Regions from separate parts of the Homo sapiens genome. Here regions 1, 2, 3, 5, 6 and 7 are each linked to region 4. Evidence: chromatin loops called from intact Hi-C (ENCODE). Cell type or tissue: mammary epithelial cell. All regions are shown on one strand. Region 1 has its middle 82 kb from the start of CTNNB1. Region 2 has its middle 60 kb from the start of ZNF621. Region 3 has its middle 18 kb from the start of EIF1B. Region 4 overlaps CTNNB1 (catenin beta 1). Region 5 overlaps ULK4 (unc-51 like kinase 4). Region 6 has its middle 230 kb from the start of CTNNB1. Region 7 overlaps LOC105377043 (a long non-coding RNA gene).

Region 1 (4,000 bases), 85 kb after region 4:
GATGTGCTAGGTTCATCAAGGGATCTCTGGGTCAGTCCTCTTCTGCTCTCTGGAAGGTTTGCCTTTGAGTGATTACCAGTCCACGTGCCCCATCTTTATCTCCTCAGACTCCACCAATCTGGACAGGGTCCCCTAATGGTTTCTTCCCTGGTCTGAGATCCCTGAGAAAGTGTGCAGGCAGGCAGACAAGGCAGCCTACAGCCCTTGCTGTAGCATCTTCCAAATTTAAACCAACAAGGAGGAGGAAGGGAAGAGGGCAAGAGCTTTGTCCTGCATTCCTGGTAGCCTGTATGGCACCACCATGGAGGCTCCTGCTGTGCTCTTGGCAGCTGCCCATCTCCCATGGCACCTTTTATTTCCATATACCTGCTGACCTCAAGCATGCAATTTTTTCCTTTTTAAGAGACAGGGTCTCACTCAGGCTGGAGAGCAGTGGTGTGATCATAACTCACTATAACCTCGTACTCCTGGGCTCAATCCATCCTCCCACCTTAGCCTTCCAAGTAGCTAGGACTACAGGTGCAGGCCACCATGTCTTGCTAATTTTTTCATTTTTAGTTTTTTTGTATTGATGAGGTCTCATTATGTTGCCCAGGCTGGTCTTGATCTCCTGAACTCAAGTGATCCTTCTGCTTTGGCCTCCAAAATTGTTGGGATTATAGGTATGAGCCACCACAAGTGTGCAGCCACATGTCTCTCTCTGCCTAGGGACTTTGACCTGGGAGCAGCCCTAAACCAATGACTGGTGTGCAAATGCACCAGCTTCCTTGTCCCTTGGATGGCACAACTCTGAGGCATGTCCTATCCAGTCTCCCAGAGAGCCATCATGGGACTGAGCCCAGTTGCGCACAGAGGCATCTTGATCAGGAACACCCCCTGTACTGTCCTTTCCTTCCCCGTCTCACTTTCCTTACTATCCTATTGGAATTTCCTGGGATTACCTCCCAAATAAACAATGTGCCTTCGAACTCTAATCTCCTGAGGGCACTAGCCCAAGGCAGGGGCTGTGTGGTTGGAGCAGCTCCTCCCAGATCACGTGAGTGGAGGGGACGTGAAGGGCTGTGTCACCAAGGTGTTAGCACTTCACAAACGAGGGGCTATTTATCATCCACTGGTTGGGGTTTGGGTTTCCTAGAGACCACTCAGACAACTTGCTGGTGTTTCCACAGTGATGTAGTTTGGATATTTGTCTCCACCCAAATCTCATGTTGAATTATAATCCCCAGTGCTGGAGGTGGGGCTAGTGGGAGGTGTTTGGGTCACGGGGGCGGATCTCTCATGGCTTGGTGTAGTCTTTACGATAGTGGTGAGCTCTTGTGAGATGTGGTTGTTTAAAAGTATGTGGGACCTCTCCCCTAGCACTCTCTCTCTCTTGCTCCTGCTCTCACCATGTGACGTGCCTGCTCTTGCTTTGCCTTCTGCCATGAGTAAAAGCCTCCTCAGCCTCCTCAGAAGCAGATGCTGCCATGCTTCCTGGACAGCCTGCAGAACTGTGAATCAATTAAACCTCTTTTCTTTATAAATTACCCAGTCTCAGGTATTTCTTTATAGCAATGCACGAATTGCCTAGTACACACAGAGACTGGCAGGAGCTACCTTAGGTAACAAACAACAGAAAAACAAGAAAACAGTGGGAAAAGAATATGCACAGTAACTTTTGCACGTTGACGGACATACTTTGAGAATTAACAACCCAAATCGAGTGAAAAGCCTTTAAAGCAAAGTATGGGCATGGAGAGAACTGACCTGGCTGACTCTGACCCTTCTCAAACTCTGATCTGTGACGTGGATGCAGGCAATAGAAACATGGAGTGTGGCTGCCTCTGACCCCAAGGAGAGTGACCCTGGGGTCTTAAGAGAGGAGTTGTGGTGTCTGGAAAGAGTCTGATCATTGGAGGAGACAGGCTAGGGTGGAGTCCCTGCTCCCCATGCTCTAATTGTGTTTACCCTGAGAAAAAGATTTAACTTCTCTGAACCTCAGTTTCCCCATCTGTAAAAGGGAGGCCATAAAACCCCACAGAATTGTCATGAAGATTAAAAACAACATAATGCCTGTCTGGCAGCTAGTATCAGTCAGGCTTCCTTTTCTCTTTTCTTTGTCCTTTCAGGGAGCCGTACCCTTGGCCTGACTGAGGCCAGGTTTAGGGGAAAAGGAAGCGTGTCTCAAGTGCCCCGGCCACAAGGTCAGGCATTGGGTTGGCCGACTACCCCAGCTCCCCACATGCAGCCAGTCTGCGTCAGTGGGCGTGGGAAAGAGACGTAAACGCTGAAGGGCACTAAACACGAGTTAGACATGCCATTCCGCACCACCAACACATTTCAAAAGTGCACATCACAAGGCTCTTGTTGAAGCCCTGGCGGCCAGCCAGGGTCAGACCACAAAAGGAAGTTGTTTCCTCGCTGGAGCTGCTGGGCGGCTGGGCGTGGTCAGAGCGCCACATCATTGCAGAATGCAGGGCTCTTTGGTGACTTCCTGTCCTCCCATCCATTTTTTTCTCCTATGGGCCCTGCTGCACTGCCCTGGTAATGCCCCAGCCAGCCAGAAAAGTCAGCATTCACCTGACCTTTCCCTATGTCACAGAAATGGAAGGTCTGTGATATTCACATGGGCCCTGTTGCAGTGGCCACCACAGCCTTCCAGGCCTCTACCTTGGCTTTTTCTCCCCTTGGAGTATAAGGAAACGGTTATTTTATCCACAGTTGGTAGCAATCACATTTCGTCTGTATCATTGAGGTCTGAAAGGCAGCCACGGGCCCCAGAGGTGGCAGAAGGTCTGTGATGCAGCTGGAGTAAGTCAGGCCTCGTTCCCAGCAGACAATCTGCAAATATTTATTGAGGGTCTGCTCTGCACCCAGGGCTGCGGGGCACACAGAGACGCCCCGTGTGAGACAAGGAGCTTGTGTTCTGACTGGGAAGGCCAGACTGACACACAGGAAACCAGGGGGTCCTGTTGACCCTGAGCTATGCTTTTAATGCACGATTGTGTGGTAAGGTGTAGGCCAAATACCAAGACATTGGTCTTAGGCTCCGTGATCTGGTGCATTCTCAGAATCTGGAGAAGATTGTAGAAGTTAATCTTGTTTTGCCCAGGGGCTTTCCTCCAAGCAGCACTAAATCCACTAAATCCCCACATGGTCTCTAGCCCCTTTTCTCTCATTGGTCTTTTTGCCCTTTATCTTTAACTCCACTTAAGTTTTATTCCTTCAAACTAAGACTATAAACATTCAGAAATTGTTTGCACTTATCAATTAGTCCTCAAAAATACCTTGCAAGGGACGTCCTGCTATTTTTCTTTTCCAGAGGAGGAAACAGGCTGAATGTGATAAGTGGCACAGCCAGGATCACAAAGAGGGTTGATCTGTCCTGTGTGGTCCCTAACTCTTAGGGTTCTCATAGGTGGGGTAGAACTGGAAAAGATGCTGGCAGAGTCAGCTCTGTGCTTGGGCTTGCAAGAATGTCAGTCCATGGAAGCAGGATCCTCAAATATCACATAAATAGACTCTAAATCCTAAGAAATGAAAAAAATGAAACTAAATTCACAATTCCTATATGCCTACCCACCTGAGATAGCTACCTATTTGGATAAATACCTATATATACTTTTGCATGCATTGAAATATTGTGACTCAAGTAATGGGACAGTAGAAAGTGCTTTTTAATTTATCTTTATTTTTTATTTGGAGACATGATCTCACTCTGTCCCCAGGCTGGAGTGCAGTGGTGTGATCATAGCTCACTATAGCCTTGAACTTCTGAGCTCACGCTATCCTTCTGCCTCAGCCTTCTGAATGGCTGGGACTACAGGTGTGTGCCACCATATCTGGCTAATTTTGTTGTTGTTGAGACGGAGTCTTGCTATATTGCTCAGGGAGGTCTCTAACTCTTGGGCTCAAGCAATCCTCCTGCCTCGGCCTCCCAACACTGGGATTATAGTTGTGAGCCACTGCTTTGCCTGTTTTTTTTTTTTTAATCTTGAGTCATTGAACTCTCATTGGTTGG
Region 2 (4,000 bases), 620 kb after region 4:
CCTGACACATTATGCTACAGCATATTGTACTGGCTTGCTGCTGGCCTGCAGGCTTCTCAGTAAGTCTGGCATGGTCAAGATTTATGAAGGCCAAGTGGAGGTGACCAGAGATGAACACAACGTGGAAAACATTGATGGTCAGCTGGGTGATTTTACCTGCTATTTGAAGGCAGGCCTTGCCAGAACCACCACTAGTAATAAAGTTTTGGGGGCTCTGAAGGGGGCTGTGAATGGAGGCCTCTCCATCTCTCACAGTACACAATAACAGATTCCCTGCTTATGATTCTGAAAGCAAGGCATCTAATGCAGAAGTACATAGGAAGCACATCATGGGTCAGAATGTTGCAGATTACATGCATTACCTAATGGAAGAAGCTGAAGATCTTACAAGAAACAGTTTTCTCAATACATAAAGAACAGCATAACTCCATACATGATGGAGGAGATGTGTAAGAAAGCCCACGTTGCTATATGAGAGAATCCAGGTTATGAAAAGAAGCCCAAGAAAGAAGCTAAAGAGAAAAAGTGGAATTGTCCCAAAACGTCTCTTGCCCAGAAGAAACACTGGGTAGCTCAAAAGAAGGCAAGCTTCATCAGAGCTTGAGAACAGGCTGCTGAGAGCTAAACCAAGAAATTTTCTATGAGAATTTTTCAGATAAAGACAATAAATTTATTGACTAAGCTGCTAAAAGAGAAAAAGAAGGAAAGAAAAGCAGACTTCTCCAGGCAATTGTTTCCTGACCCCTACTACAAACTCTTTGACTTGGAAGGGAGTTGAGCAAACCTCAAATCCACCCCAGATTGTGAAGACAAGGACAAGCGCAGATGGTGGATGGGACTCCCCAGGGTCTCCCAGGGAGTTCATGGCAGTCAGACTAGAAATGGATACCTCTTCTCCTCGTTTCTCTTCTGTTGTTCAGAACTAAAGCTTAAGCGGGTGGGGCTGAATCGTAAAGGCTTCTGTGAATGTTGGTAATAGAGGGTGAAATGATGCTGCAGGAGGGGAAGGGAAGGACAAAAGTCAGCAAAAAGCCAGGTATTGAGACAGCCATCACCTGAGGATCTGCCTCCCAATGGGCAAGTCTGCCCCTCAAAGACTATGAGGCAGTGATGATACTGACCCCTGAACTCCAGGACCCCATTGTTCTTCAAAGGAAGATGCAAGGCTGGCCCCTCCCCCAGCTGCTGAAGACCATGCTGAGGGGCCCAAGGGAAGAGGAGGCCAGTGGCTGAGCATTGTAGAGCAGTGGGTAGGGAGGGACCTTTGGTCTGCACCAACAATGTGACTGTAACGCTCACTTGCACAAGTGTGACTCAATTCATGCTCTCATGAAACTGTGCTTTAGGCATGAAGCTGGGGGCCTATTTTGAGACATCAGCTGCACAAACTTTAACCTGTGGCTTTATACTGAGAGAGGTAGTGTAGGGCTTGCAGCCTCTGGTCCCAGGAGAAGATAAAGGAGACTCGAGCAGTTGTCAGAACCTATGGTGCTCTCTCTCTCTCTCGTTACCTCTCGCTCTCTCTTGCTCTCTGTCTCCATTTGTTGCCACAGACCACCGGGCTCAGATGAGAGTCTCTCAACAGATGCAGGGAAGAGAGCAGCTGTTCACGGCAGTGGCCCTCCTAGTGCTTTGAGACTCCTCACAGCCCCACAAGGTTCCTTTGGGCCCTCTCAGAAGTCTGGCCACCCAGCATGAAAATCTCCCAAGTCAGAGCCTCAAGTTTTAAAGAAAGAAATTTACAGATGTGCAAAGAGAAAAGAAAAGGGGCTGTTTGGTCCCTAGCAGAGGACCGATTTTATTGGGAATTGTTTGACCAAGGAAACATGAACCAAACATACCACCAAGGAAAACATACTGCCAAGGAAAAATGAACCAAACATACCACCAGCACCCTAGAAACAGACTTTTTTTAATCTTCGTATCAACAAGATTTCGGCCTTCAATCATCTCAAATTAAATGGAACCTAAGCAGCAGGAGTTACTGTAGTTACGTAGGGGAAAGACAGGAGACAGGGGAAAAAAAAAGCTTTGCATCACGTGACTTTTATGCTGCAGAAACTTAATGAGAAACACACCACATTTCCAGAACCCTCTTTCTAGTCAGGGCTCCCGCTGAGATAAAAGGTCACAAGAAGAGAAGGAGGGAGAGGGAGGGAGCGCCGGCGTGGAGCAGGGAGGCACTTTTACTGCAAAGTCGGGCCCAAATTTCATACAAGCTGCTATCGGGTCTGATAGTCTAGACTGATTATCTTCTTTGAATGCCAGATGTGAAGGGCTTGTATAAAAGAACTGCAAACATTACCCATTTAAAAACAAATCGACCCAAGCTGCATTCACTGCGCAAAGGAGAACTTTCCATCCCAGACTCTGCAGAGAGAGCCAAGCAGCCGGGCCAGGAGACCTGGCCTAGGCGGTGCGTCCCGCTGCTGCCCCCTGCAGGCCATGAGCCTCAGGCTGGCCAGAAAGCAAGCCAAGTCCGGGGGCCAATGGCTCAGCCAGGCCTCTGCTCATCAGTGGAGACTTTTTCTGTCCATCCAGCTCAGGGTGGCAGGAGAATGCTCCTCTACAAGGTGCCAGGCTATAGCTGGAAGACTGAGCTGGGCCTGGGCCTCAGCGTTACACATTGTCCCGTTCAACCATTAACCCTGCAAGGTAGAGACGTCAATCCCTTTCACAGGTGAAAAATTGAGAAGTTAAGAGATTTACCCATTGGATGCAACTGGCTTATCCAGTTTTGGTATTGGACACTGGTGCTCCTTCCATGGCCCTATGTGCGGTTGGCCATCAACACCAAGATCCTCTCCTCAGGGAAGATGGAATGATAGAACTGCAGCTCCAGTACCCAAACTGGACCATACCAGCCCAGAAGACACCCGGCCCATAGGGCCAAGCTAGGAGTAGGGCGGCAGGAGGTATCTTCCCATCCCTCAAGCTGGGTGTGGTCCTGGATCAGGGGTCTTTACCCCTGCTGGGCAGTTAGGAGAGGCTTCTTGATCCCAGGCCCCTGCAGAGTACCAGGCCCTGAGCCAGGGCTCAGGAAAATTTGTAGAGCGAGAAACATCCTGATCACACTATGGCCTCTGGAATCTCCTGATGGCCCTGCATTTCTCCACCAGCCCTGGCCGCTTTGGGTTGTGTCTCCGCACACAGGGACTGACTCTGTAAACACCATGCCAACATAACCTCTGACCAGGCACTTCCCATTTGGCCGCAGCTACAACTCAGTGCCAGACACTCAGGATCAGTGACCTTCAGAGGGGGCTGGGCATGCAAGGGCCTTCCAAGTGATCTGTGTTTAATCTAGTGTGAAGGACCTCCAGCCTTGCTGCTACAGGCAAGGCCAGCGCTCATCTGGGCCCTCTGGCCTGCCTAGTCCTGGCTGTCACAGGAACGACCAGACACTCCTGAGGGCGTTTGGTTTTCTGCCAGCGTTGTTAGTTTAAGACTCTGTAGTGTACCTTTGGGTTTTCCTTCCTTTTCTGAACCCTCCTAAGTGGCCCACTTACCTCTCAAGCAAGGCAAAGCTGCTTTGCTGTCTTCCACCTCTGGAGTTTTTTTTGTTTTTTGTTTTTTGTTTTTAAGACAGAATCTCATTCTGTCACCCAGGCTGGAGTGCAGTGGCGCAACCTCAGCTCACTGCAACCTCTGCCTCCCAGGTTCAAGAGATTCTCCTGCCTCAGTCTCCCAAGTAGCTGGGATTATAGGCATGTGCCACCATGCCCAGGTAATTTTTGTATTTTTAGTAGAAACGGGGTTTCACCATATTAGTCAGGCTGGTCTTGAACTCCTGACCTGAGGTGATCCACCCGCCTCGGCCTCCCAAAGTTCTGAGATTACAGGCGTGAGCCACCGTGCCCAGCCCCACCTCTGTGATTTTGCACAAGCTGCTCCCTTGCCTGGAAAATCTTCTACCCCTTCTTCATGTGGCTGACTCGGACTTGTCAGACAACTCTTGCAACGTCCTCCCTCTCCTGCATGCCCCTGCTCTGAGCTCCCA
Region 3 (4,000 bases), 880 kb after region 4:
GCCATAAAGCTGGAAAGTGGTAGAGCCCGAATCTGAATCCAGGGCTTCTGATTCTGAGTCCTGGCATGGCAGGCCAGGTCTCACTAACAGCTGAACAGGCAAGCCTCCATGACAACTGTTGCGGCACTGACTGAGTGGTTAGGTTAAATATTAAAAGCTAATAGAGCCAGTCTCCTTATGCAAAGGCTGGAATGTAACAAAGCCCACCAAGAGTTTTGCCTAGGCCTTTCCTGGGCCTTGAAGCCTGACACGATAACGAAGGAATTCTTAACAGGACCCATGTAGGATTAAACAAGTTTTATTGGGGGTCTGAAGAAACTCCCCAGACCTCCACAAACAAGTTTTACTGGGCAGGGGGGTGGGGAGGATGGTCTAAAGGAACTCCTCAAACCTCCATGATTTAGCAGGAGACGAGATAAGGGTAATCACTCCGGCACCTGGAGCCATCTAGATTAAGTAAATTTACTGAGGCTCCAGAGAAAGGTCTTCAAAACTCAGACCTTAGTTATATTAGGAGAAGTTAACCACTTATGTCTTTAGATGAATGCACTTACACATAGACATATAGCTTAGAAGGTATATAAACAATGGAAAGCTTTGTAATTTTAAGTTGGTCTGCCTACCCGGTTACAGAAATAAATTCTCTTCTCTCCCAGTTCATCTGCATCTCATTACTGGGCCTTGAGAATAAGCAGCCCGACCCTGGGTTTGATCCGGTAACACTGGGGCATCTCTGAATCAACCACATTGATGCCTGTCATTATGCCACTCTGCACTGCCACGAACCTCTACTCCTCAGAATGTGGCCTGCAAACCCAGATGGCCGGTATCCCCTGGGAGCTTGTTAAAAATGCAGAGCCTTGGGCCACTCCAGGCCTCCTGAGTTGGAATCTGCATTTTAATAAACTTGCCTGGTGACTCTCATTCATATTAAAGAATAAGAAGCCCTCAGGAGGCTGCAGAGGGATTGGAGATCAGGTCACTTGAGAGAGAGAAGGGGAATGAGTGTGTGTGTGGGGGGGGGGCGGGTGTGTGTGTGTGTGTGTGTATACTTGTGAACACAGGCCAGGCATATGTGTAGTTTGGAAAGGTCTAACAGCTCAGAGGCACCATGTCTTCCCTCAGATAACATCACTTCCACATCCTGTTTGTTGGAAAATTGTTCCCAACTAAAGGCTAAGATTTTTAACTCTTGAAATTGAGTTATGTGCGGACTGCTCATTTGTGATCCAAAACGTCAGCTGAGAGACTGCACCAAGAGAAACCTCTCCAGGGAATGGCTGAGTAGCTTTCGCAAACATAGGGACACAGGAAAGCAAGTGCTTCTTCCTTCTGGGAGGTTTCTAGACTTCTGGAATGAGAGGTCCCCTGAGGGTGCATTGCCAGACATTTCTCTGCATCTTTAAAACCAGAGTTTTTATTTGTTATGTTTTTTTCTTGAGTGCCTAGAGGATCTAAGAGTTTAGCCAGTATCATATAACCTCTCAACTCTTCTGATGTTGGACCTTTTCTCTGAAACAAACTCAAAGACAAGCAAGCAAATTAGATGACTACAGCATACAAAACATAAAGGCTGGACCTAAATGGGTCAATAGCACCATCTCTTGGCCATGTGTGAGTACTGCATCTACCAGTTTTCAACTAGTGAAAGTACAAAACACACCTGTGGATTTGCGGTTAACTAAAGCAGAGTAAAAATATCCCTGCCACACTGTGAGGCATAGAAACACCCAAGATAATGAGAAAGTGGAAAGTTAATGCTGTCTTCAAGGAAATCAGTTAACACCTAATTATATCCACATGTAATATTTGAATTAGTTTTGCCACAAGTAGTGAAAACGAACAAGGTTGAGGAGGATGCCAACAGCACTGCGTATTTCTGAAGGCTTTGAGCAGGGCGATAGACCACAGAGCTCCCCAAGGAGTGGAGGACACCTTATTAAACAGGCATTAGAAAATGGTTGTATGTAGGCCGGACGCGGTGGCTCACGCCTGTAATCCCAGCACTTTGGGAGGCCGAGGCGGGCGGATCATGAGGTCAGGAGATCGAGACCGTCCTGGCTAACACGGTGAAACCCTGTCTCTACTAAAAATACAAAAAATTAGCCGGGCGTGGTGGCGGGCGCCTGTAGTCCCAGCTACTCGGGAAGCAGAGGCAGGAAAATGGCGTGAACCCGGCAGGCGGAGCTTGCAGTGAGCTGAGATCGCTCCACTGCACTCCAGCCTGAGCGACAGAGCGGGACTCCGTCTAAAAAAAAAGAAAGAAAGAAAGAAAAGAAAATGTTTGCACGTGAATGTTAACAAAAATACTAAATATCAAAATCTGCAGGCTGCGCAAGGGAAATTTACATCCTTACGTGCTTACATTCGAAAAGAAGTTAAAAGTTAATGGGCTAAGCAACTAAATTGAGAAGTTACAAAAAGAATATGCAAAGAAAGTAGGAGGAAGAAAACTCATAAGGGAAGAAACTAATAAAACAGAAAATAAGCATGTAATAGGAAGAATCACTAAAGCTAGAGGTTGGTTTTTTGAAAAGATGAAAGAATAAAAACTGATAAGCCTCTGGCAACACTGATCAAGAAAAAAAAAAAGAGAAAAGTTGCCAAAAAAAAAAAAATGGAGCTATAACTACAAAGGGTTAGTCCCAGGGTTCCACAGCTCTGCTTGTAAAAAGACGATTGAAATTCCACATTAGATCTCACCCTTTCACATTTTCATATCCTTTCCTCTTTGATTTCCATAAAGATAGCATGACCAATGTTTTCTCCCTTGATATGTAATAATGAAAAGCTAACATTTGTTAAATGCATATTATGTGCAAAGCACTATGCAATAAAATCCCCACAATGAGTCCCTGAGGCTATCATCATCATCTCCACTTTATAGGTATGGAAACAGAGGCTTGGGAGATATATCTCCACTTTATATATATGGAAATGGAGGTATCTCTCAGTTTGTTAGAAATCAACAAACTGAGGCTTTTTGATTTCTAATATGGCACAGCTAGAAATCAACAGCACCAGGATTTTGACTGGGCAGTCAGGGCTTAGAGCGTCTCCTGGTCACAGGAGCTGACAGCAGAGCCAGGACAGAATCTAGGCCTTTTAGCAAAAAGTCCTCATGACACCAACACTGCCTGTGTCAAAAAGGCAATTCTGAATGATGTTTTATTTTTTTCTCTCCCTCTCTAAATTGAACAAGGATGTGTGTTGCAACTCTGGAATCCATGGAGGCAATTTCGGTCCTCGGACACAGGTACTAACATGGCCCTGACCACCTGGGGAAAATATCCAAGGACCTTAAGGCCAAGTGGCCTCTAACTCAGGTCTCTCTCTGGCATGCTTTGGAAATGTCTCTCTAAATAGGCTTTTATCCACTGTTACTGGGCTAACCTACTTTTAGGGGCTTCAGGTTAAAACCTGAGGCCAACTGTGGTGCTGCAAATACTATTTTAATTGGAATGAGCTGCTTAATCAAAAGTTCTTGGTTCAGTGTGTGGTTCCTTCAAGTGCCATGATTCCTGTGTCACATTAAATCCAGGGTCAGAAAACTGTGGATCTCAGACTAAATTCTGTCCTACCTATTGTTTTCATGTGGTCCAAAAAGTATAGTTAACTATAGTTAAGAAAGGAATTATCCCCCATTTAAAAATGGTTAGTGAAAAAAAATCAAAAGGTGAATAGTATTTTGTGACATCTGAAAATTATATAAAATTGCAATTTTAGTGTCTATAAATAAAGTTTTATTGGAACACAGCCACATTCATTCATTTATATACTCTATGGCAGTTTCTTGCTTCAATGGCAGAGTTGAGTATTTGCAGCAGAGATCATACAACCTGTGAGCCTAAAATATTTACTATTAATATTTACAGAAAAAGTTTGTGTTAAAGTATCATTACAGAACTTTATTTTATTTTATTTTTTCCTATTCAACTTTTATTTTGGATTCAGGGGGTACAAGTGCAGGTTTGTGACCTGGGTATACTGTGTGATGCTG
Region 4 (4,000 bases):
ATAAACTTAAATTGGCCAAAAAGCCATTTGCCATTAATTTAAGTAAAACGTTTATATTCAATTAATTTTTAATTACCTAAACTGTTTTTAAGTTTTGGATCTAGTCTAACAGTAATAGTTTAGCTTAGAAATGCAAACTTCTGGTAAAAAGGACATGATTTAAAGACCAGTAAAATTGGGGGCTGACTTGAGTTGTATACACAGAATTTGTCCAGCATTTGACGTCCCTTCAGATTAAGTTTTGAGACCTCTTAAAAATACACTTAAAGAACTCTATTTAAGATGGTTGAGTAATAAGAAAGTTACTTCTCCCCCTTTTCCTTGAACCTGGCCATCTTAATTCCTAACTTTAAAAATGTGGGTTTCCCAGTCTTCACAAATAAGTTGATAATATAAATCTTGCTTTTAAGCTCCTAATCTATAATCAATTGACACAAGGCATTTCCCAAGTGCCTAAATAAATACAAACCTAATAATTTAACAATGTTATCTGCTAAATTATGTACATTCACAGAACCAGTCATTTCACAGAATCATTATGAAAACACTGTACTTCAAATGGTACTACTGCAGAGGGACAAACTGGCAGTATTCAGCAAATAAGTGTATTTAATTTGTGCTGAATACAGCATCTTAAAATATGAATTTTGTTCACCAACACTTGCAAATCAAGAGATGTACATTGATCTGGATTTCCCACTTAGGGGAAAGAAATCAGATGATCTGGCAACATAAACTATATTCCCACACAGTGGCTGGAGCTGCTTATGACTGGCTGCTTCATGTGCACTTCAATTTTTAATAGTCTGCATGGTCCCATTTACCCAATACCTAACTGGCCCTGGAGACATTTGAGTAGCCATTCCCACTACAATGTAGTAAGACCAATCCTATATAAGGCTTCTGAAAGCGATCTTATTCTTAGTAACATATCTTGAACATCAAATTGTAGTATGCTACATTAATGAAGGCAAGTAGCCCATTTCAAGAGACAAATTAAGTCCCCGGTAGCAATTTTTTTCAGTAAGTTGTATGTACATAATTTTTCAAAGAACTTTTAAGCCTACTCTCATTTCTCAGAAAACTCTTGAAAAATCAGAACAGAAGCTTATAGACAGTAAATGCTGTAAATACTAAGCACCAACTTGGAAATCACTGATTTACAAGTATGGTCCTTGATGGAGGAATATTTAATCCATCCTGAAATAATCATTCACATAAAGCACTTGAGGCATTCTTGCCTTTAAAAAAAAAAAAACCCTAACTATAGCAATACATTTCTTAAGTAGTAAAAAATCATATACCAATGTTTCCACAAAATTACACTGAATTCCACAGGCAAAGTAAAGCAATCACTGGTAAGTGTCATTTTCCGTCCCTACGCTAACGTTTTCATTCCAGCAACATATTCTGAAAAACAAATTTTTAAAAATCTAAACCCTGAAAAATTTCCATATGCTGACCGTTTAACTTCCAAAAACTAATTTAGAATAAGCTTCATTCCTGTTGCTAATTAGATTCTGATTTGAAACATGGATTTTCAGAAAATAATATTACTAACAGAAAAACCATGAACATAGGAGCCTAGAGAAAGCTTTTTAAGGAAAAATTCAAAGGGCAAAACACAGTTCATCATGGCCCACCACTATGTACAAATGAGACCAACCCTATGGTCACTAAGGGCATTATATTTTAGGTCACATACACTGGCTCAATTACCTTTATTTCTATCTATTTCCTAATATAATCAAGTTGAGCACTTATGTTTTACTCTGTGAATGATTTTAGACAAATTGACAATTCACATTTTCATTAATTTTTTTCTGAGAATTTCAGTTGCTGTAATTCATCAATATAACTGAATATTATGATCTTTTACCTCCTAAAGTACTATACTGAGATTCTGGTTTATCATTATGATATATTTAAGCAGAACTGCCTACTCAAAGTGACCTTAAAAAACCTCCCGACTTTTCTACTGCAAATATTGGCTGAGAAGACATTTTCTCAAGCCTGTATTTTAATTAGCAGTAATGATATTAATTATTTTAGAAATCAAAGGTTTCTTAGTTGATTCTCCCTCATCAGAACTATTCCTAAATATATCCCACATAAACTTGTTTGGAATTAAAAAAAAAAAAATCACAAGCATTATACTATATCCACTGGAGGGCACTCAACATGACCCAAGCATGCAATGAAAACATGCTCCAACACTACTCACTCTGCTGCTTCAGGCTTGAGGGAAACTTGGAGAGTGGGGAATGTCTCTTAACAGAAGAGATGCCCATGAGTTAAAAAAAAAAAAAAAAAAAAGTGGCTAAACCCTAAAAATGGGTTCCTAATGTGATTGACTTTATCTTTCAAGAGCTTATTTTTCCTTAGGAAGGAAGCAAATTATATGCATACTTCAAGGACAGCAGGGTTCAGGCCTCAACAGATGAGCCTAGGTTTCAAACTGAGTCAAGCTCAGTCTTGCATGAAACACAAAAGCAGCATTCTTAAGTAAACAGAGGAAATAAAGAACTTTCCCCTGAGTTTAAGTGATGAAAAACTATAGGAGTTAACTCCTATACTCATTTAGATCAACACAAATCATATTATTTTCCTTTTGTGAAACCTGAGTATTTATTTTAACCGACTGGTCCACTTACCTATCACAATCACAACTGCAATATTACATAAATAGTCTGTTAGAGAAGGACAACTGAATCTGCAAATCAGTATCTTCTCAATGAGAGTACAAGGAGGCAATGGCTACATACGATGGACAAACCAGAAGCCGCTCCTGGGCTATGTTTACTATTTACTTTTATGGTATAAAAATGTTCTCAGTCAAGCAGTTTCAACAATAGATACCACAGTTCCAATAAAAAGAGGGCTACAAGAAAACTAAGTTAACACATATTTTCAAAAACAATGTCACAAATCAACATGACACACTACAAAAGAGTTGCAAATACCTTTTGTTAGAAGTTTGTCCAGTTCTAAAAGCCTTCATCCTTTGTGCCCCGGGTTGGCAGTCAAGCATGCTTCCGACTAAGCTCAAAGTACAAACTTAAAACTTACCACCTACTCATCTACAATTATTGATTATCAGAAGCTAGGAAACCACAAGAGAAATAAAAATAATCTTGTAACAGGACAGATGTATTATTTCATTTCAATAACACTGAAGTTTCATTTGGCTAAATATACTTCTATAGTCTATTGCAGGAGATTTAATTTCACTGCTACTTATAACTACAAAATAATTATATTCAAACTTTTAATTCTCTACATCCCTAGTTTCAACAATACTTAGCATGCGCCTCTCCCCACCTCACCCTATAACAAAAACGAGTATCTGCAATAGTTTTGCTAACACATTTCAAAATACCCTTGGAGAAACTTGCCTCCTCGTTTTCTATCTTGGTGGTGGTGTTATTAAAACAAGCATACAGACCCTCATTTATGCCAATTTTTATTCCAGTCATTAACAGGAACAGTAAGCTCAGTCTGATAAATTTTAATACTGGAAATACACTTTTCTATATCATGTTGGTAAAAGAAATAATCAGATAACAGTTTAAAAAACCCCTCTTCCATACTCTGAAACCTGAACACTGTTAAATGCTTCATTTTTTTTTAATTAGCCACCTTATTTTTTTTTAAGTTGGTTTTTCCTGAAAACTTTTAAATGACTGTTCTGGTCTGTGGGAGACTCAGGACTCCACAGGACTCTAAAGTTACATGCTATACTAAGCTTTCTAGCACAGGTTTTTTATTTTTCCCCACCCCCAGGACTTCAAACTTGAATAGTCTCAGCATTCCTTTAATCCTACAGAATAGACTTCTGAAAGTTTTTCAAGTTACTGTTGCAATAATCTCAGGGCCTTGTCCTTGTACACGGCCTTCAGAACAAAGGTTAGGTCAAAGTAATGAATATTGGGCGCAAATTAACCAAATTTTGTCTGGTGTGAAAGGACATCCTCAAACCTTTAAGGGTACTTTTTTTTTA
Region 5 (4,000 bases), 680 kb before region 4:
TATGTCTGTCTTGTCCACTGTAGTAGCCAACTGGTATTTGGAGCCTTAAGAGGAATTGGAACATTTTCTCTCTGTGCTGTTCACTGCAGCAGCCAATTGCTGGGATAGTATCCCAGCTGGCCTTATAGTGTCTGGGTGGAGATTAATTTAATTTCAGTGTATTTCCCTTGCTTACAATTCCATCTCTATTTCCTGCAAACTGCTGGATCTCTGAGTTACTAGTAAAATGCCACAAAGTCTAAATTTTTCCTTTTTTGGGGGGCCTAAAAAAATGAATTGTGACCTATATGATTACTGATGGTACCCAGCTTGGTTCTCAGAGATGTGTCAGGTAGATTTTTGTCTGAAAGATTGAGCATCTAGGGCAGTATTACCAGGAAGATGAGAAGGCTTAGGATCTCAAAAATGGGGGTTCCTTCTGATGGCTCAGAGCAAAAGGTCTCCAGTGAGATGGAGTAGCTGTAGGAGATGGGAGAGAACTTAAAGTCCAAGACAAAGTGCCAAGATTTTAGAGGATGTTCCTGCATCGTCAGAGCAGGCATTGGTTGCTCAGGAGCTGTGAAGAAGGAGCCTCTGAATATGTGAAATATGACTGTTGAATTAAATGATTCAGTAGTTGCAGTAATAAGTATTAAGTAGGATGGATACTTTAGGAAGCTGAGTTAGTGAATTTGAAGATCAGTTGGATGAATTCTCTTAGGATTCAGAAAGAAAGAGGATAAAGATTATGAACTAAAAAGGCATGGATGATAGTTTCAGATTTGTTGAACTATCCAGTATAGTAGCCACCAGCCACTATGGCTATTGAGTGCTTGAAGAAAAGCTAGTCTGAATTGAGATGATCAACTTATAGAAAAGAATACTACGACCACCCTGTAATTTCCAAACCCCATTGTTCTACTTTATCTTTTTCACAGCATGTATCACCACCTGGCATTTTATGTATTTATTTCTCTTTCCACACTAGACTACAAGCTCCATTGGAATCGGGATTTTGAACTGTCTTGTTCAACACTCCACTCCAGTGCCTAGACAGTGCCTTGTGTATGTATAGATACTGACAAATATTTCAAAATAAATAAAACTGTATCAGCATTCTTGGGACTCCGTGTGGCAGTGCCTGGAAGATGGTGTGTTTTGCTGCTGCAGGAATTGTCAAGGGGCTGGGCAGAGGGCATGTGAAGTAACCTGGGACCTGTTGGTCACCCTGGGTGATGTGATGGCCTCATTCTACTGGTACTTGCTGTTGCTGCTGCTGTACTCCCACTTGGAGAGTTTGGCCCAGCAGTTCCTGAACCATATTTGTTACCTGTTCTCACTCAGGTTGAGTTCTGTGGCCAGTTTATATTCTCAAAGTATTTCTCTTACTCCAGTTGTTGTACTTTGTTGACATTGTATTCCTGGTGCTGCCTCAACTGAGAGGAAAGGGTGGATGTTAATTCCCGAGGTTCTTGTATCTTTTATTCCAGTACTGTTCTCTTCATGGGTATTTGCTGATGCTTTATTAGTTCGAAATGCAAGAATTTAGGGAAAATCATACTTATTTGATTAAAAAAAATGGCGTGTACTGAACTATCTGGTGAACTATTTTGAATTACACTGTATTGTGAACTACATTTGGTTGGATAATAGAGAGCTTGTATAATAACTTGAAATTGAGCTAGGTGCTCCTTTGTGATGCCATCTTAATTTTGTTATTTCTCAACACTTTTTAGTTCTTTATTTCATTACTTTTAATGGCAAAAACTGTAATTACTTTTGCACCAACCTAATTCCTGCTGTGAGCAATTGGCTGTGATAATTTAAGTAGCCACTAGAGGTCATTCAAGCACCAGAAAAAAAGTTGTGCAAGTTTTAAGAATTTATGTTTCAGTTTCCAAAAGCAGGATCTGTGGAGGCTGAGCAGGTACATGGTACCATGTTTCATCTTTTTCCTGTTTTTTTTTTTTTTTTTTTTTTTTTTAGAAGTTTCTGCTACAGGATGTGTGGCTCCATTCCACTGGTGATTTTTACCATTTGAGATGAATAAGATGAATGAAAACCATTATAGTCTCTCCAGAAAAATAAAGTCAACACCTAGCACATGATTTTAGGGGATCTGGGAACCCCGTGGAGTGAATCTTTGGTTCATAACTCTTGAGACCAGTTTTCTGTAAAACTCACAATTGGGTGCTTGTAGATAATTTTTCAATAATCAGTAACAAAATTTCAAGTGTAAGATGAATCCTAAATTCTCTATTAGGTTTACTCTCAGTGAACAGGAAAAATTGTGGTTGCAGACCCTATAAGCATCTTATTTTATTTTACTTACTTATTTATTTTTTTGCGATAGAGTCTCGCTCTGTTGCCCAGGCTGTAGTGCAGTGGTGTGATCTTGGCTCGTTGTAACCTCTGCCTCCCGGGTTGAAGAGATTCTCAGCCTCAGCTTCACGAGTAGCTTGGACCACAGGTTCATGCCACCATGCTCTGCTAAGTTTTGTATTTTTAGTAGAGACACGGTTTCATCATGTTGGTCAGGCTGGTCTTGAACTCCTGGCCTCAAGTGATCCATTTGTCTTGGCTTCCCCAAAGTATTGGGATTACAGGCATGAGACACTGCACCTGGCCCCTATAAGCATTTTAATGGCATAGAACCTCATTTTGTTACTCACCTTTGTACCCCACAGTGCCGAGCCAGCAAAGTAATGTGTATTTTAGGCAGTTAATGCTGGAGAGTTTAATGAATGATTAAAAGAATGTCAGAAGAATATGATGGTATAATTTGTTATAAAGAGACAGAAAAAATGGAGCAAAAATCTATTTTACTATCCTTGTAATATAATTTAAATCTCTTTCATCTTATTCTGTCATCAACAGCTACAGAAAATAACTGGTCATGATCTCCTTTATGCATTTAGAAGCATTTATTGACATCTGTATCTTTTTTACTGAAAAATATAACCATCTGAAGCTTATATTCCTAGATAACACATTTACCACTCTGTAATCATTGTGGTTTCTATGTGTAATAATTTTAAAAAACATTTCTGATATTAAGCCAATATATTTAGTCTGAAGCGTGCAGTGGATATATTTTATGAAATTTAATATAGACCCATCAAATTCTAAAACTGAAAGGAATTTTTTTTGTGACTGAGTCTCACTCTGTTGCCCAGGCTGGATTGCAGTGGCGTGATCTTGGCTCACTGCAACCTCTGTCACCCAGGTTCAAACGATTCTCCTGCCTCAGCCTCCCGAGTAGCTGGGATTACAGGCATGCACTACCACGCCCAGCTAATTTATTTTGTATTTTTAGTAGAGATGGGGTTTCACCATGTTGGCCAGGCTGATCACGAACTCTTGACCTCAAATAATCCATCCGCCTCAGCCTCCCAAAGTGCTGGGATTACAGGCATGAGCCACCACTCCTGGCCAAAAGGAGTATTAACAGACATTTTAGGTTAACCCATTCATTAAATTTCTTTATTATCAGCTGGGCGTGGTGACTCACGGCTGTAATCCCAGTACTTTGGGAGGCTGAGGTGGGAGGATAACTTGAGCCTAGGAGTTTGAGACCAGCCTGGGCAACATAAGGAGACCCTGTCTCTAGAAAAAATAGAGTTTGGTGTGGTGGTGCACGTCTGTGGTCCCAGCTACTCAGGAGGCTGAGACATGACCCTGGGAGGTTGAGGCTGTAGTGGGCTATTATCATGCTATTGCACTCCAGCTTGGGCAACAGAGCAAGACCCTGTCTCAAATTTTTTTTTTTTAAATTATGGAAAATTTCAACATATATAGAAGTAGAGAGGCTAGAGTAATGAGGTAGTATCATTTGCTTCCAGCAATCAACACTGGCTAATCTTGTTTCATCTTGTGTCCTGCTTTCATTCCCCCTCTCCCTTTTTCTCTCCCTCTCTCTTTCTTGCTGGAGTATTTTAAATAAAATGATATCATTTTACTAGTAAATATCTTTTGCTAGCAGAAAAGGATTAGAAAAATGTATAACCATGATTTCATTATC
Region 6 (4,000 bases), 230 kb after region 4:
GAAACAATATTTGGTCTAGGCTCAGACAGCTCTAGTTCAATGCCAAGATCTGCCTGGTATTAGCTGTATGGCATAGGACATGCCATTTATTGTTCCTTCAGTTTCTGCATCGTAAATAGTGATGATTTCAGGATTGTTGTTAGATTATGAGGAATATGGGAGAGTGCTTTGTACACTGTAAACACAATTACAAATGTAGTATGTTTTTCCTGTGCACACTCAGCAATTTGTATGATTAACTCTTTTGCATCTCTGCTTCTCCCTGTTGCTCTAGTTTGTTCACATCCAGGGGGCTAGATCAGACAAGCCTACACAGCTAGTAGCAGGTACGAGGAGGCATCGGATTGTGGCAGCTTCTTCTCTCCAAAGATGCCTCATGTCATTGTGCTTTCAAGGAAAAACAGCAAAGTATTTTTTTCGTTTTTTTTTAATTGGTATGTTGATATCTACTGGCGTACATTTTGTGTAACAATAGGCAAATATTAGGATTGTTAAGATGTTAGAGTAGGGAGAAGGATGCAGGGAATAGAGGACAGAGATAAATTTTACAGTTTGTGAAGATATGCGTGTTCACATCTTGTTTTGTTTTTCCTTTACCCAAACAAATAAATAAGAAAAACTGCCCACTTTGCTCTCTTATCTACCCTTCCTGTGTTCTCATTGGGGCAGAGCTCTGCTGGGGAAGGAAGCGGCCACAACCCCAGGCATTTACTACCTGTTCTCCCCACCTGCTATTTGAGAGAAGTTTTCAAGCTGAAGTTCGTACAGCTGCATTCACTTGGACATGAATATCTGGGAGTTCACGGGTTTGTCTGCCCCTTTGGCCTGAGAGAGCTGGGCGGAAGCCTCCTTGACGTCTGTGTTGACTCTCTGTTTCTCTGGTTTTTCTCTGGCCCAGTTTCCTGTTCACCTCTGTCCTCTGCTGTCTGGTAGGCTTGACTCATAGGAAACCACAGCCAAGTCACCTAGTGGTCTGAGTCACTGACCTTTGGAGCATCTCTTTCTTAAAAAACAATAAAGACAAAAGTAAGTGCCTAAGTAAGTACTGCATTTTGCAATAGATTTCAGCTAAGTATTGCACTGAACGGTTAGTTCTGGGAAGTCCCCACTTGTGACTTATTTTTGGCAACTGTGCTATAAGCAAATCATTTTATCTCCTAGCAACCGACTTCCCTCTTCCCTCCCTCCCTCCCTCCTTTGTATCCACAAGTGTTTGCTGAGAACCCTTTGTGTCCAGGCACTACATTAGGTTCTGAGCACAAAATGAAGACATAGAATGGTCCTCAACAAGCTGCTGATGCCCATAAGAAAGAGGCCTGCAAACATGTGTAAACAAGTGTGACAAGTTCACCGGCAAGGGGCAGCACAGGGTGGCACTGAACTCAGCCTCGGTATTGCCCTGACCACATGGCTGCATGTGAGCATGCCAGGTGAGGTGAGCAGGAGAGATGTTCTAGGCAGCGTTGGATGATTCTCTGTCACATTCCTTTGTGGTCAACTGAATTGCTCTCTTCAACTGCAGCTTTCACTGAGGCCACTTGAGGTTGCACAACTCCTTCCAGACACAGGTGAGCTCCACAGAGGGAGGATATGGACAAGGGGCTAGATTGGAAGGAAGATGGAGGAGAGTGATCCTTACAGCCCTGACATCGGTCAAGGGAGGCTAATAGCAGTGACCTTCCCCATCAATGTCATGTGGACTGGACAGCAATGACCAGGTGATCCATTGGTGGGGAAGTGTCCCCACAGGGACAATGGGGAACAGTCTATTCAGAAGGGACAATATGCTCGTAGCTGATGCTTTTGGCACCCTGTAACAAATCCCCTCAGCACACCTATGATTTTGTCACAGATCTGGTAGAGAGTGCAATGTGGGTTCCCATGACAATGCCCTCTTGAAACATGAAAAATGCTTCCCTGTTTTTTTGCCTCAAAGCCATCTCTGAAACTGGGAGCCCAGTCAGCCCCCAAGCAAGTACAACCTGCAAGTATGGAGAGGTAACGCCCTAGGAGCCATCTCTAACCAGTGAAGAATGAGAGCCAGTAAGCAAGTCTAGCCACTCCTCTTTTGGAGGGAACATTCTAGAAGGCATTCTGCACACTTGCCAAAGGTCACAGAAGAATTGAGCCCCTGTTGCCCAAAGCAGCAACCTTAATGATGCACACTCAGTGGCTTTTCATTCTTCCCTGTCTCACTCTCTCCCTTTTCTTTCACCTCTGCTTTTTGGGATCTCCTCCCAAATAAACCACCTGCACCAAGTCCTTGTGTCTAGTCTCAGGCTGTGATTTTAAGGGAGCCCAAACTAAGAGAGCAATATTATTAAAATTAAAGTTTTGAAATGAAAAGCATTTGAAGGTCCACTAGCAGTCTCCTTAAAATACCACCTACTACCTTTTGGTATTACCATTTATACCTGAGCCAGAGGAAAGGAGAATTCCAAAAAAGGCCTTAAAAACCCTCTGACCCACAGGAAATAGCTGCCATCTAGTCAGGCTGGGCAAAGGGCTTAGTAATACAGAAAGTGAAAAGGGGCTCATGGGGGCCTTAGCAGGGTGACTCAATTTAGTGGGTGAGAAGGAATTCTTGTTTAACTTAGGGGAAAACTACTGGGTAATATTCTTTTCCCTAGTCATAATGGTTACATTAAAAAAAAAAAAAACCCACATCGCTAGAAGGGCTAATGGTTAAGAAAAGATTGGGACAATGAGGCTCTATATGAACTAAAACGCTTATATTGTTACATTCATAAAAGCATGTTGAATTAAGAAAATAACAGGAATTTTATAGTTTGAAAATGAAAATAAAAGTTAATAGACACAAGGCTTCAAGATGGCTGACTAGAGGCATCTGGTACTTGCTTCCTCTGCAAAGAACTGAAACAGTGAGTGGATAATCACACTTAGAATAGATCATCTAAGAGGGAACACTGGAATGCAACAGGAAAGCGATAGGAAACACCTAAAGCAAGGAAGGAGAGGAAAGCAAGGCAGCCTGATTGGCTAGGAGTATGGAGAGGCTCTCCAATGCAGGAAAAGGGTAAGTCAGAGACCCCCAGTGGTCTGCATTCCCAACACAGACTCCTGCAATCCTAGCCACGAAAGAACCTCTTGACCACCAAGGCTGAAGTGCAAGCTGCTGCACATTTTCATGAGCCCTGAGGATAGACACTCCCACCTGCCACTGCCGCTTGGGGCTGAAATACATGCTCCCCAGCCACCTGCCTACTGCTTCTGCCACTCAAAGCAACCCTTCCCTCCCTAGGAGGGCTGCAGTGAAGCTGCTGCCACCTGCACTCATGTAAGCATTCCTCCAGAGCCTGAAAATCACCCAACCCCTGCCTACCACAGCCAGCACCTGCATGTGCAACCAGGTCCTCCTGGCCCAGCTTCACCCTCTCCAATGCCCAAGCATGCTTCCCGGGGGCCTGAGGATTACCTAACCCCATCCACCATCATTGATACCTAAGCACTCCTCCAGAGGGCTTGAGGTTGAGCCCACCCAATGTGTCACTACCACTACAGCTGGCACCTACCCACACATGCCACATATGGGCCTGGGGACTGGCCCACCCATCCTGTTGCAGCCACCCGCAATACCAGTGCAGGCTGCTCAGGAGCCAGACAGTTGTTCCACCACTGATACTGCCATTGCCCATGTCATGCTTGCTGTTCAGGGTCTGAAGCCTACTCACCCATCCACCAGGTCCATGATGGCAACTACTAGCACCTGAGCAAGTCCTCAAGGGGCCCAAGAATTGACCCACCTGAACCTGTGAACACTGATGCCAGTGTATGCTGCCCTAGGGCCCAAGGACAGGAATGCTCAGTTTGCCACTGCCATTGCTGAAGCCCATGGACTGATTTACCTGGTGTTTCCATCCTCAGCAAAACTTCACCACAGCCTCCATTAACAACTGCACCCTAAGCCACAAATACCACTGAATGCTGTTTATAGCCAAATAAACCATATGAAGACCACACTATTGCAGGCACTCAGAAT
Region 7 (4,000 bases), 360 kb after region 4:
CCCTAAAGTGGCTAGAGCTCCCAGATGCTCCTACCCTATTCTGCCTTTCATAGACCTGGGGCTGGGAATTCTATAAGCTTTCCTAGATGTGCGTTTCCTCTTCTTCCTCTTTTTTTTTTTTTTTGACATGGAGTCTCTCTCTGTCGCCCAGGCTGGAGTGCAGTGGTGTGATCTTGGTTCACCGCAACCTCCACCTCTCAGGTTCAAGCGATTCTCTTGCCTCAGCCTCCCGAGTAGCTGGGATTACAGGCGTCCACCACCATGCCAGGCTAAGTTTTGGGATTTTTAGTAGAGTTGAGGTTTCACCATGTTGGCCAGGCTGGTTTCATACTCCTGATCTCAAGTGATCCACCTGCCTTGTCCTCCCAAAGTTCTGGGATTACAGGCATGAGCCACCACACCTGGCTGAATTTCCTCTTCTTACAGAGAAAGAAAACAAAATCAACCTATACCTTGGGAAGGATCATAAGGACAAGGGTCCTTAAAAGAGTAACTCCGAGCTGACGCAATCAAGGCAGGCTCCTCTCCACGTTTGCCTTGAGAATTCTCCTTGCAGTATGGCTGGACCAAATAATAGCATCTCATGTTTCTATAGTGATTAAAAAACCCACATTATTTTTGCTACCTTATTTGAGCCCCAAAATAACCCTGTGAGACAGGCAAGGCAAATATCTAGCTGTCTACCTGGTGAGCTAGCTATTCTTATTCCCATTTTTTAGATGAGAAAACTGAGTCTCAGGAAGATTGCATGACTTGCCAAAGTCATTTTCCAACCCAGAAATCCCATATCTCAGTCTTTTCTCTTCCATACTTCACCTTTTTTATCTGAGAGTGTGTGCCTCCCTGTTCAGCCATGAGCCTGAGCCTTGCTCTGCAGTGATGAGCAAAGAACCTTTTCAGACAGATTCACAGATCATTTTAATGCAGCTGTGGAGAGGACAATAAACATGATCTCATAGCTCAGTGCGCAGAGGAGCAAGCAAGATTTAATATTATATATGGTCATGGAGCCCGGAGCCCCAGATCCAATCCTCCTGGTGGTGTGACAGATGACTTCATAGCTCCAAAAATATTGTTAGTCAGTTTCTCATAAGCTCCAGTTGTCTAAAGCTTTTGGAAGCATTTATGAGATGGGGAGAGGGGTGGCAGGAGTGGTGCTTATTGCTGCTTTGCTTTAAACAAAATTACAAAATGAGGCTCTTAATTTGCCTGTTTCTCCAGCAGCTCTACCAGCAGATATGCGTGGGTTTATAAGGTCTTTATTTCCTCCCCTCTGCTTTTTAATAGGAGAGTCATTCTTGGGGTAAACCAGATGCTGCAATTACTTGGCAACAAAAGAAGGGACCAGCCATGTGTCTAATTACTAAGGCAACCCCACATATGTGTCTGCTTCCCTCTTATTATGTAAATAGCAGGTAGTCCTATGTGTGGAGAGCAAAACCCACACAAGCTCGTAGATTCATCCATGCATTGCCCTCCAAGAATGACCCTAGAAGGGCTCCCCACATGGGCATGGCAGGGCTGAGACTTTGAGAGTGGGAAGGAAAGGCTTGCCCTTCCCAGCATGGCAGTCTGCTAATGGGGAAAGACTGTCTGGTCTTACAATGTTAGAGGTGGGAAGGCCCCTCCAGACTCCCTGCTGCAGCCTCCTAGTTGGATCTAGCTACAAGGAGGAGTAGGGGACCCCCGCAGCCTGTGGGTGGCTGGTCACGCTTCCTCTCCCAAGGCAATCCCAGAGGGAACAATGATAGTCAGTAACCACAGACTTCCAGAGCCTCAGCACCTGCTGTGGGCCTGGGTAAGAGGGAGCATTCCAAAGATGCCTGCATCCCTTGTGTGCTAGGGATGAAGGCAGAAGGAAACAGAATGCAGGAACAGACTGGGCAGACTGCACGTGTCTCTAGTGCAGCCTACAGGGAACACAGACAATGCTCAGCTGGTCTGGCAGCCTCTATTCTGATAGAGAAGACAGAACCAGCGAGTGAGCTAAAGAGAGAGAGAGCTATCCAGACTGACTCCTAAGTAACTAGGAAATCCAAAGGAAGCTAGAACAGTGCGTGGCTTGCCGATAAAAGTCCACACCGTGAGGCTTATCAGCTGTATTTGTGTGTGTGTATGTGTGTGTGTGTGTGTTTTCACAAAGACATACTGTCCCAGGATTCAGCTACTGAGCTAGGGTTCCTCTAAGTGGACAGAAACTACAAGGCTGCAGAAGTTCTTGTAGACTCTAGAATCTTTGCTAATGTACCTTGGAGCCATAAAACATGCAGGGCAATTTTTAGAAATTGATTTAACTTCTCAAGACATTTTAAAATTCCTTAGAGACTCACTATAGCAAGTAGCAGTGTCTGCTACAGGTGTTTGATGCAGAGGAATGAACTGGGTATCATTCTGTGTGAGCATGAGGACCCTGTTGTGAGGATTAGCCCCATCAACTGATGTCAAGACCTTCCACAGAGCAGAAACCCTCCCAATGCCTGGTTATCTCAGAAGGCTGCAGTCAAGAGTTCTTTCTGTTTGACTTTGCTTTCCCACACAGGTTTTGCATTTTAATTAGTTCCCACTGTTGTTGCTTTTCCTCTGTTTTTACCCCCAGGTTGGCTTTTTGTTATGGCAAAATTAGTACATTGAGAAATAAAGCTTAAAACCTGAAAACTTCCTTACCTCCAACAGTAAAAATCTCAAGTCTCAATCTTATACAACTAGTATAAGCCCAGGTCTTTGGTTTGGTTAACTCAGAAAGACTGCAGACTTTGGAGAGGGATAGACTTGAGGTCAAATCCCATCTTTGCTATTTACTTCTAGGTTACTTTGGGCAAGTTCCTTAACTTCTCTGTGTCTCAGTTTTCTCATCTATTAAGCAGAGATCATTATGCCACCCTTGTTAGGTTGCCTAAGGATTAATCAGTCAGTCATGTACAGATAGCAGCACATGGCAGCTATTCAACAAATGCCACTTCCTTTCCCAGCTGTCCTCTTGTCCTCTTGTTCCTGTCAGCAGCTGTCATTCCCAGACATGGTTCACACGGCCACCATCTATCTTTGTAAAAAGACTGACATAGGGGCTCCTTTAGGGAACCATGAAGGAAAGGGGTAGTCAGGAGCCATTAGCATCTGTTAATCCAAGAATTCTAACATATTTCCTTTGAACAAAGGGCACCACTATTATATACCATGTACATGGGAGTCCTGATTCTCTGTAGAGAGGCATGAGCGTATTTTGGTTAAGTGAGAAGACTGAAATCAGGCAGCCTGGGATCATGTGTCAGCTCAGCCATTTACTAGCAATGTGACATCCTGCAGGTCATGTAATTCGTAAAACCTCAGTTTCTTCATTTGTGAAATGTGGGGAGTAGTTCATACCTAACAGGGTTGATTGTTATATTTATTAATTTAAATAATACTTATTAAGCACTGTTTCAGTTATCTGCTACTATACAACAAATCATTCTGAAACTTAGTAACTTAAAACAACAGTTATGATTTCTCACAATTCTGCCATCTAGGCTGGGCTCAGCTGGGTGGTTCCTCTCCTCTGTGTGGTGGCTGTTGAGGCTGAAACATCTAAGATGGTGCACTCTCTCTCTCTCTCTCTCTGTGCGTGTGTGTGTGTGTGTGTGTGTGTGTGTGTCTGTGACTTCTCCATTTGGTAATTGGGCTTTCTTTTTTTTCTTGTTCATGTTTACTGAGACAGAGTTTTGCTCTGTCACCTAGGCTGGAGTACAGTGGTATGATCATGGCTCACTGCAGCCTCCACCTCCTGGGCTCAAGTAATCCTCCCACCTCAGCCCCAAATGTAGCTGGAACTACAAGTGCACACCACATCTGGCTAATTTTTTAATTTTTTTTTTTTATGGAGATAGGGTCTCACTGTGTTGCCTGGACTGGTCTTGAATTCCTGGCTCAAGCAATCCTCCTGTCTTGGCCTCCCAAAGTGCTGGGATTACAGGCATGAGTCACCGCACCCAGCCTTAACTGGGCTTTCATACAATGTGGTAGT

What was found. A loop is a pair of places that touch in the nucleus more often than their neighbours do. Peaks named below come from ENCODE experiments on the same cell type or tissue, not always from the same donor. Only the 100,000 strongest peaks of a DNase experiment are listed, where the experiment ranks them.
Region 1: a loop joins it to region 4, with 4 times the contacts of the local background. A loop is called at or near these places in 26 of 110 quality-filtered maps.
Region 2: it touches region 4 in a loop (9-fold over the local background); 76 of 110 quality-filtered maps call a loop at or near these places.
Region 3: it touches region 4 in a loop (18-fold over the local background); 18 of 110 quality-filtered maps call a loop at or near these places.
Region 5: it touches region 4 in a loop (15-fold over the local background); 9 of 110 quality-filtered maps call a loop at or near these places.
Region 6: it touches region 4 in a loop (5-fold over the local background); 35 of 110 quality-filtered maps call a loop at or near these places.
Region 7: a loop joins it to region 4, with 4 times the contacts of the local background. A loop is called at or near these places in 11 of 110 quality-filtered maps.

Annotation. Positions count from the first base shown.
Region 1 is chr3:41,115,939-41,119,938 of GRCh38, reverse strand. No RefSeq gene overlaps it. Among named protein-coding and RNA genes, the nearest start is that of CTNNB1, 82 kb to the left of the region's middle. RefSeq lists an enhancer at 2,257-2,386. In mammary epithelial cell, no CTCF peak of the experiment used is centred here; a DNase peak (open chromatin) is centred at 2,308; H3K27ac peaks cover 641 bases.
Region 2 is chr3:40,583,160-40,587,159 of GRCh38, reverse strand. It overlaps the pseudogene RPL5P10. Among named protein-coding and RNA genes, the nearest start is that of ZNF621, 60 kb to the right of the region's middle. RefSeq lists an enhancer at 2,702-3,202. In mammary epithelial cell, a CTCF peak has its summit at 2,436 (motif pointing left); a DNase peak (open chromatin) is centred at 2,439.
Region 3 is chr3:40,325,406-40,329,405 of GRCh38, reverse strand. No RefSeq gene overlaps it. Among named protein-coding and RNA genes, the nearest start is that of EIF1B, 18 kb to the right of the region's middle. In mammary epithelial cell, a CTCF peak has its summit at 1,603 (motif pointing left); no DNase peak of the experiment used is centred here.
Region 4 is chr3:41,201,352-41,205,351 of GRCh38, reverse strand. All of the region lies in intron 1 of CTNNB1 (catenin beta 1), which reads right to left. Among named protein-coding and RNA genes, the nearest start is that of CTNNB1, 3.8 kb to the right of the region's middle. In mammary epithelial cell, a CTCF peak has its summit at 2,177 (motif pointing right); a DNase peak (open chromatin) is centred at 2,231; H3K4me3 peaks cover 1,671 bases; H3K27ac peaks cover 2,936 bases.
Region 5 is chr3:41,879,248-41,883,247 of GRCh38, reverse strand. All of the region lies in intron 17 of ULK4 (unc-51 like kinase 4), which reads left to right. Among named protein-coding and RNA genes, the nearest start is that of ULK4, 81 kb to the left of the region's middle. In mammary epithelial cell, a CTCF peak has its summit at 1,813 (motif pointing right); no DNase peak of the experiment used is centred here.
Region 6 is chr3:40,968,801-40,972,800 of GRCh38, reverse strand. No RefSeq gene overlaps it. Among named protein-coding and RNA genes, the nearest start is that of CTNNB1, 230 kb to the left of the region's middle. RefSeq lists a silencer at 1,148-1,197 and enhancers at 490-1,689, 3,528-4,000. In mammary epithelial cell, CTCF peaks have their summits at 916 and 1,540; DNase peaks (open chromatin) are centred at 1,000 and 1,460; H3K27ac peaks cover 1,396 bases.
Region 7 is chr3:40,845,631-40,849,630 of GRCh38, reverse strand. All of the region lies in intron 2 of LOC105377043 (a long non-coding RNA gene), which reads right to left. Among named protein-coding and RNA genes, the nearest start is that of ZNF621, 320 kb to the right of the region's middle. In mammary epithelial cell, a CTCF peak has its summit at 1,911; no DNase peak of the experiment used is centred here.